Regions from separate parts of the Mus musculus genome. Here region 2 is linked to region 1. Evidence: chromatin loops called from intact Hi-C (ENCODE). Cell type or tissue: heart. All regions are shown on one strand. Each heading gives the region's core, and the rest is flanking DNA. Links, peaks and the distances in the headings are about the cores only.

The links. A loop is a pair of places that touch in the nucleus more often than their neighbours do. Peaks named below come from ENCODE experiments on the same cell type or tissue, not always from the same donor. Only the 100,000 strongest peaks of a DNase experiment are listed, where the experiment ranks them.
Region 2: it touches region 1 in a loop (2.6-fold over the local background); 4 of 42 quality-filtered maps call a loop at or near these places.

What each region holds. Positions count from the first base shown.
Region 1 is chr14:25,455,746-25,463,879 of GRCm38, reverse strand. It overlaps Zmiz1 (zinc finger, MIZ-type containing 1), which reads right to left and starts at 4,695. Exons shown (of 24, transcript NM_001310666.1): 1 at 4,324-4,695. In heart, for the core only: CTCF peaks have their summits at 3,312, 4,151, 4,350, 6,160 (motif pointing right) and 1 weaker place; DNase peaks (open chromatin) are centred at 2,319, 3,419, 4,649, 6,119 and 1 weaker place; H3K4me3 peaks cover 5,000 bases; H3K27ac peaks cover 5,000 bases.
Region 2 is chr14:24,898,963-24,907,096 of GRCm38, reverse strand. No RefSeq gene overlaps it. Among named protein-coding and RNA genes, the nearest start is that of Gm41110, 12 kb to the right of the region's middle. In heart, for the core only: a CTCF peak has its summit at 3,963; a DNase peak (open chromatin) is centred at 4,056; H3K27ac peaks cover 2,517 bases.

The sequences.
Region 1 (8,134 bases), core at 1,717-6,716:
TGCTCCCCACCACCCATGTACACATCATTACATTATGATATGGCACACACAGATCCTACAGGACTCGGACCTCACGGTCATTAAGGGAAAATGAGTCTGTGGTTGGGAGAGGCCAAAGCATTTTAAGCCCAAAAGTTCATCAGGCTTTCAGAAGGCCTGCAACTCGTTCACGGCCGCCCTTAAGTACAGATGCTGCCCAAAGCATCATATCACAGGAAGCAGGCAAGCTGAGGCTACCAGTCAGCTGTAAGCTAACAGGGAGGTAAGGATAATAGAGCAGCCTCTGGAAAAGGATTCCAGCAACCCTTACCCCAATCTGGTCCTAGACGTATTCTGCACAAAAAGTGTGCGTAACTTTCAGGATGAAGACTCAAATGTTTTATCTGCCTCATCCTCAACCATGTAGGATGATAGGAGTTCTGGGCTTGGACCCATTTTACAAATCAGGAGACTGAGGCCCAGCAGAGTGACCTCCTGGCCCACACAGCTAGCAAGCCACAGCCATCTGGTAGGGTTTTCTTTCCCCCTGTCCAGTGTCTATGGTAGGTTGGCTGTGTGTTGCCTCCATGAGGAAGGGCCTAACCTCAGCCTCATGGCTGGAGCTTCCAGGCTTCATGCACCCAGGCAGGCTGGCAACCCCAGCCTCGGGGTATCTTCAGAACAAAGATGCTCCCACCCCACCCCACCCCCAACCCCCAGAGAGGGCTTGGGTAGAGGCCACTGTGTCCTGCTGAGAGGATCCAGTAGTCACCAGGAGAAACTGCAGCCACAGGGTCAGGGTCAGGGGTAATTAGGGCAGCAGCCTTTGTTATCTACACAAAACCCTAGGAATCTCATAAAGATGCAAGAGAGGCAGGGGCCTGGCAAGGACCCACAGGAGCAGCTATGAATGAAAATTTATGGGACCCAGTCACTATCCCAGCAGGCCTTACCATGCTGGTATCATGCCACCATACCCAAAGATGTTTCCCCAAATTCACTCTCTGCTGTACAGATTTCTTACAACATTTTACCCAAAGACTTGGGTCAAAACTACCCAATGAACCTGGGGCTGAAACTAGGTATCCAAGCTTCCCCTTGCCCCCAGAGGACATATACAAAGTTCAGGTTTGTGGATCTTCTCAGCTGGGTCCTTCCAGCTCTTGATAGGAGTGAACCTGTGGACAACTATGCCATGTTGGGTCATTTAAACAGTAGCCAGGGATGAAAATGTGGGATTACTATGGCTAGGGAAGTGTTACATGTGTGTGTGTGTGTGTGTGTGTGTGTGTGTGTGTGTGTGTGTGTGAGAGAGAGAGAGAGAGAGAGAGAGAGAGAGAGTGTGTGTGTGTGTGTGTGTGTGTGTGTGTGTGTTGGAGGGGGTGTTGGAGCCAAACCCCAGTTTCTAGGTCTTTCTTCATTTGCCCTAGATCCCTCTCCCTGACTTTCCCTTAGAATGAAAAAAATAAAAAAAGAACATTTTGTCCCCACAAAGAAGCCAGCAGCCGTTTCTGCACAGACAAGGCTATTTATTTAAACTTTTTTTTAAAAATAAGTCCAGTCCCCTCTGTGAGACTGTGAGCAGTACTCAGAAAGTCTTACAACTGCAGCTCAAGTCTTGAAAACTCTATAGCTCCTCCCCCAGCCCCAGTTCCCAAGTTCCCAAGACTAAACTTCTGATTCGTATGAGAAGATGAGGTCTCCTAACCGTGTGACTTGGGGCCAGTGATGCTTCTGTCCTTTGGAGAAAAACAAAACAACCAAAACCCATAAAACTCAGAGGACAACACCATCTCCCTCTAACTGCACTCCTCGCTGCACACGCTCCTAGGCAGATAGATAGGGCTTTCAATGTGCCTTTTGTTTGATGCTGGCGTCTCCACATCCTCTTCTTGAAGAGGGAAAGGTCAGCACAAGGCTCCGGGGTGTTCACAAGCCCTCTGCCTCGCTCTGGGGCCAGGAATTCCCCCTTCTTTGGACCTCTTAAAAAACCAGTCCGGATAAGAAAGGCCATGAGCTTGCGCCCTCATCTAAACTTCCCAAAAGCTCACAGGCAACTAACTCTTCCACACTCCAGTCACCGCACAAGCATAGAGAGGCAGGCCCCGGAATTCACCAGCAACCAAGTCGCCTGTTTCTCCAGCCCCAGCCACCATCCCTTTATCTGTACCTTCAAAAAAACAATAATAAGCAAAACCAGGCACCTCTGGGACCAGCCTCTGGCCTCCTGCCCTGCCCTGTGTAACCAGCCTGTCCTCACACCCACGAGGGAGGGAGGAGACTGCACTAGTCAACCCTCTGGTCTACCAGGCCCAGTTCCCAGGTTGCAGCAGAAGCAAACTGTTGCTTAAGAAAACCATTGGCACCAGGAGGCAGCTGGAGCCAATGGCTCTCTATGTAACGCCAAGGCAGGGGCTTCCACAGGCGCAGCTCACAGACCGCCCTTCCAAATCCGGGGGGTTGGTCCCCAGTGTCCATGCGCGGGGCTGTCCACCCACGGGGCTCCAAATGTCCCTGGCAGTGCAGAGAGGAGGGAAAGGCTGGCCGAGCGGTGCACTCACCCCGCCAGCCCAGCCGCCAGCCAGCTTCTTGGAGATCTCAGAGAGAACATTTGTTTGGGCTGCCAAGTTAAATCTTCCTCCCTCATGTCAGGGCATTGGAAAAGCAGTCAGGGGAAAGGGGAAGGGGGAGAGCGTGGGGGAAGGAGCCGCGGGAAGGAGGGCGGGAGAACGCGAGCAAGCAATCCAGGCGGGCAGGCTCAGAGCCCCAGTTACTCTTAGCACTGCCAGCCCAAGAAGCTGCAGTTCCCGGGGGAGACGTTGACCGAGGTCTCGGCATCGAAGCAGAGATCTGGCCGCCGGGCCTTCCAGGGCTCCCGGGTCGGGTGCCGGGATGCCCGGCTCCTTGAGCCCGGGCTGTGGGAGAGGCCCTTCACCCTGCTCCGGGCTGGAGGCACAAGGTGGAACTGTAAACCAGAGAAAGGAAAAGTTTTCGGCAGGTAGAGGGAAGGGCAGAGTAGCCGCGGCGATCCGCTGTCCCCGGGGGAGGGTGGGGGGCCCAAGCCCGCAGTCCTGGCGCGCTCCTGTCCGCTAGCCCTCCCGCCCGGGTTGTTTACATTCCTGGAGTGTCTTTTAAACCGGAGGCTGTGGCCGGCTCCTGGCCTTCTCCCGCGGCTTCGGGGCAGTCTCCCGTGAAAATCTGCTGGCGCACAATGGCCGGGAGAGGAGGCCGCCCCTCTCCCGCGCCCCCACCGCTCCAGGGCGGGGAGCCTGCCCTCTGCACCGCGCCCTCTCCCCGCCTGGCCAGCTTCCTGGACAGATGTCTCCGGCCAGGGGGCGACGCGCTCCCGCAGCCTGCACCGCGACACCGAGGCCGTGCTCCCCACTGTTTTCTCCCTGGCCCTGACGCCAGGAATGTGAAACAAGCTTTCTGAGCTTCCCTCCCACAATCCGGACCGAGCTTCAGCTCCGGCCCGGCCCCTCAATCTCCTCCCGGGTCGGCCTCCCACTCCCCCGGGGCCACCGCCGCCGGAGACAGAGAGGAAGAAAGAACACGGGGAAATTACTTTCGTATTTGCAACGCGCGCGCACACACACACAGACACATCTTCCCCTTGGGCTCGCCTCCCGACTGGGGCAGCCCCGGCCAGGCGTTGGCCTGAAAGCCCCTTCGGCTTCCGAAGCCCGAACGAGAAGCCTCGACACATCTCTTCAACGTGTCCTGCTTCAGCCACGCGCCGCGTTTCCCTGGGCTATTCTCCCCCCAAAACAACTTAACCGCGCCCCCATCTCCCATGTACAAAAGTGTGTTCTCCATAGAAATTCGGAGGCACAACTTAACACCACCAACCCTTGCCACCCTAGAATCCAGCGCCTTCCCGGAGGTTCTCCTACGCACACAGGAGCACAACTTCACATCTTTCCAAAAGAGGCAAGGGAGAAGCAGCCAGTCCTTCCCGGGTCCTCTCCTCCCTCCTCCGAATCCGTATCCCGGCTGGCTCCCGACTGATCGGAGCGACGGCTGGGAGGCGCGCCGGCAGGAGGCGGGCACCGAGTCCGAGCGCACAACCGCACCGGCGCCCCGTACACCCGAAGAACCCCGGGTCCCCGCGCTCATCCGGAGCCGCTCTACACAAGCTGGGCGCTCGCTGGTGGCCAGAGCCTCCGCCCCCGGCGGCCAGAGCAGCGGGCCGAGCCTGCACGGCTGGCTTCTTTCGCCCGGCCAGAGCTAAACCTTTAAGAGGAAAGCCCTAGTATAGTACACGGCGCTCGCACCCCGATGATCCGCCGGGAGCGGGTGGAAGCCTCGGTGTTAACGGGCGCTTGGCTCTGTCCCCAAACTTACCGGGCGCTGCGAGCACCACTGCCACCGCTGGAGGACGCGCCGCCGCCACCGCCGTGTAGGGCAGGCTGGAGCCGGGAGGAGCGCAGCGAGAGCGCGGAAATCCACTCGGCTCCGACTCCGGCTCCGGCTCCTCACCGGCCGGGGCTAGGGTCAGCGCGCTGCGCGGGCGCTGCTCGCTTGCTCTGCAGCCGGATCGCTGCTCGCCCGGCCGGCAGCTTGCTCTCCCGGGCGCCCGCCGCCGCCGCCGCTCGCTTTTTTAATGTCCACAGACAGTGAAAAGGAACTCGGCGTTAGGGGGTGAGTAAGTGAATCAACTCGCCCGGAGCCGAGCAAGTTGAAGTGTCAGATTACATTGGCTATTCTATTTCCAAAGGGCCCCGCGCCGCCGGCCTCCCGCAAAAGCCGGCACGGAGTCACGGCGGGAGCGGAGTGCCGCGCCTCCGGCGCGCAGCTCTGCTTGCCTTGGTTCGCTCTCCATCTGCGCGCTCGCTGCGCTCTCCTTTTCTCTTTTCCTTTCCTTTCCGCCTCTCTCCTTTCCCTTCTTTTCCTCCCTTTCTTCTCCGTTCCCAGGTCTCAGCTCTTTTCCGAACCCTGTTAGGCACCGCGCCACCCTCACCCTCCTCTGCTGCTCGTTCACTCTCGTCCCTCTTCTCGCCTCCCTTCGCTGCTCTTTAACGCCCCCCTCTCCGCATCCCATAAGTTTGGAGCGGAGAGACTGATGTGCCTAGGAAGGGATCACATTGGTAGGAGCAAAATTACTTCCAGAAGGCGTACCCCGCTTCCTACTGGTCCCCTGCAGGAGTGCACTGAGACCTCAGGTGCTGTCAGCTATCTGAATTGGGGTGACTGGATTGCTAATGAGACACTGTGTGCGAAACTTCCATGTAGATTTTGGGATTATTCCTAAAACAGGGTGAGAGAGGGTGAGAGGACCCTAACCTTCACTACCACCGGTGACGCAGGGGAGACTAAAGTGCGCCTCCATTGACATCTTGAGAAAGAGCGAGAGGTGCAGCGAGAACCATAAATACCCACTACTACTTGAAGTTAAGAGCAAGGACGCCTTAGTGCCTGGTAGGGAGCGCCTGGGGCGCTGAGAGCCGAGCGCTCCCGCTTTGCAGAGGTGGAAATAACCCAACCAAGCCCACAGCCCAGGGCTGGGCTCCACTCCTACAGTGGCGAAGAGCACTCACGAAGCAGTTAGGTGCGCTCACTTGCGGAGGTTCCCCTCACAGACCGGCCCCCAAGTGTATCCAAGTGCGCACTCCCTTTGGCTCTTGTCCATTACCACTCACACAGAAACTCCTACACAAACGGCAAACGGGTTTGCGCCTACCTTACAGCATGGCACGCATACTTCTCATAGCACGCATGACCCCCTCCACACACTTGTACACACACTTTCCATCCCAGTTATGCCCGTGCACCTGGAGTCATACAATTGAACACACAAATATAGTGTACACCACCCCCGGTACGTTTAAAAACAAAACAAAACACGAGGCATTCCCCCGTGCACTACCTCTCACATTCGCGTACACATACCACACATGTTCCCCTTACTCTTCCACATCCCTTCCTCAACCCCACCCGCCTCTCGATTAGAGGTAATGTAGTCCTAAAGACAACAAGCGTCTAGGCTGGACCCGCGCGCGCGCGCGCGCGCGCACGCGCTCCCCTTCAGGACAGGCGGGGGAGGCTTGGGTCTGAGCCCGCTAGGGACTCCAGGTGTGGCGATAACTCCGTGCTCCGCGTTTTGCAGGCAGCCACGGTGTCGGAGGCGAGGCGAGGAAGGGAGCTGGAATAACAAAGGCAAGTTGGGAAGAGCGCAAGGGGGCGCAGCCCTGGCCGGGCCGCGGGGGGAGCCCTGCACTGCCGGGTCGTCGGAGGCTGCTTGGCCGCCAGCCGGGGGAACCGGAGGTGGGGAGGAAAAGTGGGGGGAGAGGGGCGGAGCCGCCGCGTGACGTCAGAGAACAATGACACCGCTGGGGGCGGGTTTGGGCAGGCAGCCCGGGCGGGGGTCTTTCTCAGGGCCTGGGGCGGGCGGATGAAGTCTTGGCCTCGCCAAGGCGGCAGTTTGATTGACGAGGTCCGCAGGGGAGCGCAGACGTGCCACGCAGACTCGTGAGTCCTGAGCCTCCTGGGTGGTGATCAGAGCGCACCGCAGGCCGACAGGGGAGCCGGCCGGACAGCTCCCCCCATCACAGACCCCCAGTTTAGAATATCCTTCAGAGGGCTGGCTGATCTGACCTCGGCTTGAACTCCTTCAGGGCCAGAGAGATCACTCCTTCCATCACCAAGACAAGAAGGCAAAATGCGTTTGCTCGCTTTGAATCCATTCTCAAAGCTGTGACTGTCTGGCAGCTGAGAACTCAGCCTGGAATTCCTGAGGGTAGACTGCAGCTCAGGTCCACAGGGACATTGGGCAAGGGTATCTGGGTGCGGGGGGGGGGGGGGGAAGCTACCTTTCTGGAGGCAAATTCTGACTCCTGCTGCTTTCGGGTGCAAGTGGGGGTGGGGTGGGGGCGGTGCTCATTTCTGGCCTCAGTCCTCGGACCTGTCACAAGAGATGAACTGTTAGCAACTTGCTCCACCACCCACCCACAGGTGGCAGCTGAGTATCCCCGGGGAAAGTGGGTGGCATGAAATCACTTCCAGACCTCTAGGGACACTGGAATGGCCTGGTCCCAGTACATTTACAACAACAAGAAGAATACCTCCCCCGACTCCACCCCAGCTTGTGGATGGCCCGGGTTGGGCAGGGCAGTCTGAGAAATCCTGGAAAGCTGGACTTGAAAGATGAGAAATCAGTTTGCTGAAGAAGCCACAGGCATCCTGCTCTCAGGCACAGCATCAGCACACCCAGGAGGCCACCACCGTCCTCAGCACCAAAGCCCCTGTCAGCCTTAAGATGCAAGAATAGACCCAAACAACAGCAGGGCCAGCTCCCGTTCCCTTGATGACCACCAAGTCAGGGCACTCAGCTCTGTGGGTCTTTCTCCAAATTTGTAAGTAACCTGAGCTAGTCACCTCTAAGAAGTGGAGAAAATGGTGACCTATGGTGAACATTCATGTTCAAAAGCTCCTGCCCAGAAGAAGGCCTGTCCCATCCCCTTTCTTTAAAAAATTACATCTCGTTTATTTATTTATTTGAGGGGAGGGACACACATGAAGATCAGAGGACAACTTTGAGGAATCATTTCTCTTTTTCCACCAATGTAGGTCCTAGGGATTGAACTTGGATCCTCAGTCTTGATAGGGTGTACCAATGGTGAGCCATCTTGCTGGTACCCAACCCCTTATTTCTAGCCTACATGTACACCTGGAAATCCAGAAGTAGCTGCAGAGGCTGGAGGAGTCTAGCAGGACAGAGCCCATGTTGCTTTCAGCCTTCCCCGCCCACCAAGCATGACAGCTTGAGGGCAGTAAATCTAAGAACTCACACCCAGGCCTCTTCTGAGGGCCCACACCTGAAGCACTGGGATTCCCAGGCCCTCCTTATCTCTGTTTCTCTGCTCAAGGGGTTACTGGGCCAGCTGGCCCCCTCTGGAGTCCTAGAAGGGATGGTTTATTTAGTGCCTACTGTGTGCTGAGTGAGGACATCATGACATTCACTTACTGCCTGCAGTTAGGGACACTACTGTCCCCTCCAGAGGAAAGTGAACTGTCAATCTTGTCCACATGCTGCTCAGACTCTCATTAACGAGGCATCTTGTTAGCCAGCCACTCTGCATTCTTATCCAGAAATTCTGTGTAGCCCTGGGCAAGTTGTTCTCCCTTTCTGAGCCCTCTGTAAACTAAAGGCTAAGTC
Region 2 (8,134 bases), core at 1,143-6,142, 560 kb after region 1:
CAAGCCGCAGCCCTGAGTCTTAGGAGCCATGATCAGCACTGTGCTGGGATGTACAGCATACTAGGCACGGTCACTGCATTTCCAACCCATTGCTTCAATGTACCATGAGCTTATTGGGTAAGTCCGGCATCATCTCTGCCATCATCAGCACACATGCCTCACAGCTGCCTATGGAGGGAAGGATGTCCAGGTCCAGACCTCTGGTGCTCCCCTCTTCCAGTATTGGTTCTGGCTCCAGTTATTCAGGTATTTACATTCTGAAATTCTGCTAGATTGGACACATCCTATTGTGACCTGGGCTTAAAAGCAGTGAGGCTGACACACACCTCTCTGTCAGCAGTGAGGCACTCTAAGGAATTCCTTTCTTGGCCACAGTGTGTTAGTCCTCAGAAGGGCTAGATTCTCCAATGGAGTCTGCCACTGCAGCCAGGGGCGCCCCTCCCAGGCCTCTGCCTGTGTAGGAGAGTTGACTGCCAGCCACTAGCTGTGCCCTCTGGGTCCTCATACTCTGCTTATGCAAGTCACACCTGCCATCTCCCATGAGGCTGGTGTCCATTTGAGGTAGATAACCATAACCTGAAATCTAGGGTGGGGCCACCAGGATTAAGGTGGAGTAATGTTAAGAATAATGTTACTTGAGAAACATGGTCCAGATTTTCTTAGACCAGTGCCAGAGTCTCAAAGTTCCTTCTCCACCTTTCCCTCCCTTCTTCTCCCAACTTCAATCCTGTGTGTCGGCTGAAAGTCTCTGTGCTCTTAACTCTCGGCAAACTTGTTCCCTAGTGAAGCTACATTCAGTCTTGTCCTAGAACCTCTTTTTGGGATAGCCTGCAGCATTCAGTCTTGTCCTAGAACCTCTTTTTGGGATAGCCTGCAGCATTCAGTCTTGTCCTAGAACCTCTTTTTGGGATAGCCTGCAGCATTCAGTCTTGTCCTAGAACCTCTTTTGGGATAGCCTGCAGCATTCAGTCTTGTCCTAGATCCTCTTTTGGGATAGCCTGCAGCATTCAGCCTCAACTCATAATGGACAAAACTTGCGAGCAAAATTCACCCTCCTCTGCTCATCTGCAAGTTGATCTACCATCAGTTCACTCCTTCTCAACCACAGGCTGTCAGATGTTTGTCTTTGCTGTGGCTATTCGTGAACTACACTCCTATGTTTGCACATAACTGCCATGTGTCCAATGCTGGACATAAAGGTTCACGGTTTAAAGGTCCCACGGGTAGCCCTGAAGCCCTCACAACCACAGTAGAGGTGGTCAGTATATCAATTTTACCTCACCTGTGATGTCACTTCCTGGTAGCTGAGCCAGGTATGCTCCGTCTATTTAATATTTCCTAGTGCCTGCAGGACAGTGCAGAAAGCGTGACGCCTGTCAAATGAGGCTGATCATATCACACGGCATCAGTCATCCTAGAGCACACCCAAGTGAAAACTTATGCATTGTCAACCCAGTTTCAGTCACAAAGAGGCCCCTTCTCACATTGGAAGGGAAGCGAACCGACCCTCAGTCAGCTGAGCCCGGCTTTAGAGAGGGGAGACTGGGTAGCGGCTGCTGCCATTAAATTACACCCCACTTCCTTCGTCTCCTGTGGCTGGGTTAGTGTATTCAGACCTCCATCATCCTCTGTGGACACTGTAATCCAGGAGCATCTGGGGATAGAGTAACTTTCCCAAACCCACCAGACTTTAGTCCCATTCCCTTTACTGGGGATTGAACTAGGGTCAGAGGATCTAATAGACTCATGGTAGGCTCTGTGGTTTCTCCATGTGGAGTCTAGTATCTCACTAAAAGATCCCTTTGTATCTGGAGAGCCTGGGCAGGAGAAATGGCTCTGTCAGTAAAGTTCTTGTGTTACAAGCATGCAGACCTGAGTTCGGATCCCCAGTTCCCAGGTAAAAAGTCAGGGATGAGAGCAGGCGTCTGCAATCCTAGCACTGGAGATGAAGAGAGAAGACACTCCTTGGAGCTCATTGACTAACCAGCATAAAGGAATTAATGAGCTCCAGATGCGGTAAGAGGTGGTGTCTCAAAAGAGGAGGCAGTCCAATTGCAGAAGACACCAGACGTGGCCCTCATACTCCACTAATACACACATGTCCATGGGTACCCTTGTGTACACATGACCACACATGAATATGTTAATACACGTACACCACACACACAAGCCTTCAGTAGTTCCCGGGAGCCTTGGAGAGACAGCTTGAGCTGTTATGTCTCATACGTCATGGCTCTGGAAGGCTGACTCCAGCCAGCTCAGCGCTGCTGCTTCCCCCTTACCCACCCTAACACATGCATGGTGCACAGGCCCACACCCAATGTATATCCCTTTGCTCTGGCTTCTCTCCAATGCTGAAAAGCCATGGACTTGGCTCTCACCTTTATGACTTAGCTGGTTTCCTTCACCCATCTAAAGCACCTTGCCTGCCACCTTGCTATCTGTCAAAGCCAACTTTGTTTCCGAGGACAGGGTGGCCTTCCTTATGAGCCCTGGCTCAGCTACCATGAAATGATGTCATAGGAGAGGTAAAATTGATACTACTGACCACCCTCTGTTGTAGTTATGAGGGCTCCAAAGAAGACCTCTGTCACTCCACTCTGCATTTGAATTGCTGTGTCTGTCACACAGGAAGTGGTGCAGGGGAAAAGGATGGACCACAGTGCCCATGGTGCTTGTCTCTGGTTAGGGGATTTACTGGAATCAAGTCTACCTTTTTTCCACTTGGCTGCATTTTCTGTATATATTTTAAATAAGTCTCAACTTTTTAAATGATGAGGGAAAAAATAAGATTATTTCAAAGAGGACATGAGCCTGTCTTATAGCAGCACATTTGCCACTTGTCTTCCTGTCTTTGCCACCCCAGACCCAAGACTGGAACACGGGCGCAGGTATTCATCGAGATCATTTACCCATCTGCTAAGAGCTAATTCTAGTCCTTCAGCTTCCAGCTCTGCTACTTTATTATACATGGGAGGTGGAGAGAGAGAGAGAGGGAGAGAGAGAGGGAGGGAGAGGGAGAGAGAGAGGGGGAGAGAGAGAGAGAGAGAGAGAGAGAGAGAGAGAGATGTAGAGTGTATCCCTAGATCCTTTCCCCCTGTATCACCTGTTTCTCAGGTCCGGGTACCAGACCCCAGACCAGTTCCATGGATCTGCCCCTCCTGCCCCAGGATAAGTGTCTGTCATAGATCTGGAATGATCACATCCATGCCCCCACTCCAACTCTGACTCTGAAACCACCCACCAGGATAAGATTACTGAGCTGTGAGAAGGTTTGTGCATCCACATTGGAGAGCCTGGAGAAGGTCAGGTCATTACACCAGGGCAAGCACAAGAGAGGGCAGCTCAGATACAACCTTACCTCTACATCACCACATCACCTCCTCTTCCTCCCTCCCTCCTCCCTTTCTCCTCTTTTTCTTCTTCCTGTTCGTTCCCTTTCTTCTTCCTCTATTCTTCTCTGCCTCTCTCCCCATGTCCTCTCCCCCTTCCTTCTCTTCCCTTCCTCCTCTCTCTCCTCCTCCTCTCTCCTCCTCCTCCTCTTCCTCTTTTGTCTTCATTTTTAGATTACCCTCTGGAGTTCCTATCTGAAATCCAAGCTAATTTCACCATAACTACCAGATCATTATGCTTGAGAGGTACTGGACTTCCCAGAGAGTTGAGCCAGCTCTGTAGCCTTTACTGAAACATCAGTGGCTGGAAGCTATTTCCTGAGTCTCTAAACATCTTCCCCTGGCAAAGCCCTAGTAAAACATTATGAATCCCTGGCATCCCAGAGATCAGGATCTGCCCACATCCTTTACTGTTCAAAACTAGGGAATCTACCTCCTTCACTATCAAGACAGCCCAAGACAGACTCTATAACATGGGCACAGTGAGGATGGGGCAGAGGAGAATGGAGCAGGTAGACCAGGATTTCTTTGTCTCTGTGAGTTCTACCAGCTCATGACACCACCTAATGGCCCCAAGAATCAGAACACCGAGTATCCACAAGTGCAGCTCCATCAAGCTCTGGCATCCAAAGGGAAGAGACCTCAGTCCACTCCCAGCACGAGCAGTACTTTGTGTCCCATCTGGCAGCTCTAGCTTGTACAAAGCCAGTCGTGACATCAGCTGACTCCCAGGACTATAGAGTGAACAGGGAGTTGAAGAGTGTTTCCTCTAATAGCAGAGAGCTGGGCGGGGGGGGGGGGGTGGTGGAAGAAGAGACAGGGAGAGAGGGAGAGAGGGAGGGAGGGAGGGAGGGAGGGAGGGAGGGAGGGAGGGAGGGGAAGGATTTCAGGGGAAGAATATGGAGTGACCATACTTTATTTAGAACTGAGTTGTAATTCCTGTGTTGAAGTTTTGAAGTTCTAAACTCTGGGACCCCAGAATGGGGCTGTATTTAGAGACAAGGTCTTTAAAGAGATGACTGTTAAAAATGAAGCCATTGGGGTAGCTCTAAATTCAGTATGATGGGTGTTTTCATGAGGGAATACATAGACAGAGATACACACTCATAGACATACAGAGGGAGGGAGGGAGGGAGGGAGGGAGGGAAGGAGGGAGAGAGAGGGAGAGAGAGAGAGAGAGAGAGAGAGAGAGAGAGAGAGAGAGAGAGAGAGAAGCAACCACCCCTTCTGACACCCTATTGGGCTCCTCAAGGGTGGTGAGCCGATGGAACAAGTTTGCATTGTTTAACAGCTCCTAGCCACACAACCTGTTTGGTGGCACTGTTACAGCATCCAAGCTGATAAAACCCCGATGTTCCCTGTCACAGCCTCAGGGTACCTCATGCCTTTATCCTGATTTTAGTGATACATTTCTAAAGCACAGGCCTTCCTCTACAGATATGGAGTTGCTACAACACAGTAACATTATTTTACAAATGTATAAGGGCAGAGATGAAAAACATGCTCTACTAAAAGACTTGATCCAAAAATTAATTTGCTTCTTTTCATTTTAAGAGAAATAAAACCATTATGTTTTGGTGGGTGCCAAGAGTATCGGGCCACAGGCATGTGTCCACTGTGCCTAAGGGAGTCCCTAGAAGCACCTACTGCCGGACCTATGCCAATCCATACCCTTGGCATCACAGGACCTCGGGAGTTAAAAGTACAGTTGTCCTCAGGTGAAATTGCCGAGCCCGGTGTGGGTGGCCAGCATTGGCCTTTGACCACAGCTGAGCAAATAAAACCCAGGCTACCTCCGAGGTTGTACTCAGCTCTTGCCTGCCTCCTGCTTCCTTGCCAGGGGCCCAGAATTTGAAAAGCATGCTGTCTGTGGCTGCCCGACTGCATGGCAGACACACAGGGCAGGCCCCCTTTTCCTGGGTCACACCAGGCAAAGCCAACTGGGAGAATAAAGAGCTGACTTTGTGGGCTGTATCTCCCCTTGCCTGGCCTGACCCCCTCCATTGGCCCACGACTCTCCAGGGATTCTAGAACATTCCGAGGGAAAAGACCTCATCTGTGGTAAGATACAGGACAGCCAGTCAGTAGCTTAACTGGTTTTCCTGGATAGAGAGAATAAACAAGGGCTAGCATGGTCTGATTAAGACAGGGGCCTTGGCCTTCTTCATCCCTACACAAGCCTGGCTCAAGTACATTGCAAACACCAAAGAACCCCAAAGGATGCCATTTGGAAATCATGTGTTGAGTGGTCTCTGAGCTCCAGTTTGGGAGGGATGACCATGGTCTTGCATAAATGGCTGGTCATGCAGTAAAAACAAACAAACAAAAACAAAAACACAACCCAGTGGGGTCGGGGATCCTCAGGCGGGGCTAAGAAAGAACAAGGCAGATGGGAAGCTTCCCAGAGGGCTCCTCAGTGGAAAAAGCAGGTCCTGTTCCAGGAGCCATGGAAAGGCAGTGGTGGTCATCCCAGGAACAAAATACAGTTACCACGGACAGACTCATCAAAACGTCTCAGTCACAGCACAGCCATCATGGCCACAGCTGTCATACGCACAGTGCTTGCAGATGCAGCTCCACTGCGCACCACTACAGGCATATACACCAGCATAGTCATGGGCAGAACGTGTCGTGCATACTCCATGTTACACAAAACATGCCACACGCTGTGTCCGGCCTGTGAGGCATCTCTGCTGAATCCATTAGCAGGCCAGCAAGCAAGGCCCTCCCCTCCATGGGAGCTCTGAGGCAAGCTAATCCCCACATACCTAGGATGTTAAATCATTGCTTCTGCTGTGGGCTGCCCAGGTACATCTGGCTCCGTTTAGTCTCCCCCACTGAGCAGAAACACATGTGGGCTCTGTGCTGAGGTGGGAGTCTGTGTGCACAGGCTTCTGCAGGCCGGTGGGGGCTGGGGGCCGCTGAGACGGGATGTAAGGCAGCTTTTCAGAAGTGTGGTTTTTGGCACACGTGTGTTCTGTGAGATATAATTGGGTTCTATGGAAAAAAAAAAAGGTTTCCTCAGAGAAGGGAATTTGGCAAACTGCACCGATCCAGGGTGAGCCAAGAATCATGGGCTTCCTCAGAGACTCTGAATAAAAAGAATTGTTTCCTAAATGTACATTGTTGGATTACCCGGAAGGAGACTGGTGAGTAGTGGTCAACAGGAAACCCAGATTTCCAGGGCTTGAAAGTTCTGGAAAGGTATCAGCTCCCACAGTAGGAAGTCCAGAGATGGGTACTTCCAGGACTCAGTGTTCAAGCATGTCACTGAAGCCAGCTACCTTACATTTTTCCCCCTCTGTAGTCTGAATTGTTTCCTCGCCGGAGTCAAAATGGCAGCTGCAGTTCTGGGTGCCGTCACAGTCTCCGGAGCTGCCAGCACCAGAACTTCTGTAGCTTGAGGGAGACATTTCTCAGCGATCCAACCAGAGACCTCTCTCCATATTTTATTAGCCATACTGCTGCCTAAAGCAGTTTGTGGAAGGGGGCTCACGGGGCTAGAACTCAGGACTGAAGCGACACTAACTACTTGCTCAAGGGACTTCACGCTATCCATCTTCCATCTTACTAGAGACCTTTGAGGATGCCCCAACTTTGAGAGATTCTTCTCTGGCCGCTCTAATTGCTGTTTAGTTTTCTGTCAACTTGGCACAAGCTAGGTCAGTTGGGAAGAGGTAACCTTAGTGGAGAGAATGTCTGCATCAGATTGGCCTGTCGGCAACCCCATGGAGCATTTTCTTGATTAGTGGCTGATGTGGGAGGACCCAGCCCACTGTGGGCAGTGCAACCCCTGGGCAGACGGCCCTGGGTTGATAAGAAGACAGACTGAGCAAGAGTGGAAGATAAGAAATAACTCAAGTTATCCTCTGACCTCTACACACCAGCCATGCATGAACATGCACATGCGTGTGTGCATGCGTGCGTGCATGTACACACACACACCACCAACAGCAGTAGCAGCAACAGCAACAACAATAACAAACAAAAATAAAATACAAAAAAAGCATAAATAGATGTGCCACTTGCTTGTCTATAATTTAAAGGGAATGTAATTTAAATTCCTGTTTTCTTACAGTCTGTGTACATTGCTTTTTCAGTTGTCTCACAAGTTACTGAGGCACAAATGTTCCCTAAGTGATTTGGGTCTAGCTCTGAGAAGTGTTGGGGCACTGCAAAAGAAAATAATGTTGGTCATGGTGGTGTCTACCCAGCATTCTAATATTTTAGAGGGAGAAGCTGGGGAATTAGGAGTTTAAAGCTAGCCTTGGCTACATAGTGAGAACTTCTGAGGGTACAGCTCAGTATGAGTGCTTGGTCAGCATGTACGAGGCTCTCCTTTCAACCCCGAGCTCTGCAAATAACTATGATGATGATGAGGAGGAGGAGAAGGACATGACGATGACGGTGACGGTGATGGTGGTCCTGATGATGGTGGTGGTAGTCCTGATGATGGTGGTGGTAGTGGTGGTGAAAGAGAGAAACATAGTTCTGGCAATAAGGTTGGGAACGTCTACTGTAGAGAGGTCATGATTTATAAGAACTTGGATTGACAGAGAGATGAAGCTGGGACTGGTGGCTGACTCGCTTGAAGCCCATGAATGGTGTACATCGGAATAGGCTTTTATTAAGAAATGAGTAATGGGAAGGGAGGCCCTGGGTCCTGTGAAGGCTTGATGCCTCAATGTAGGGGAATGTTAGGGTGGTGAGGCGGGAGTGGGTGGGTGGGTGAGGGAGCACCC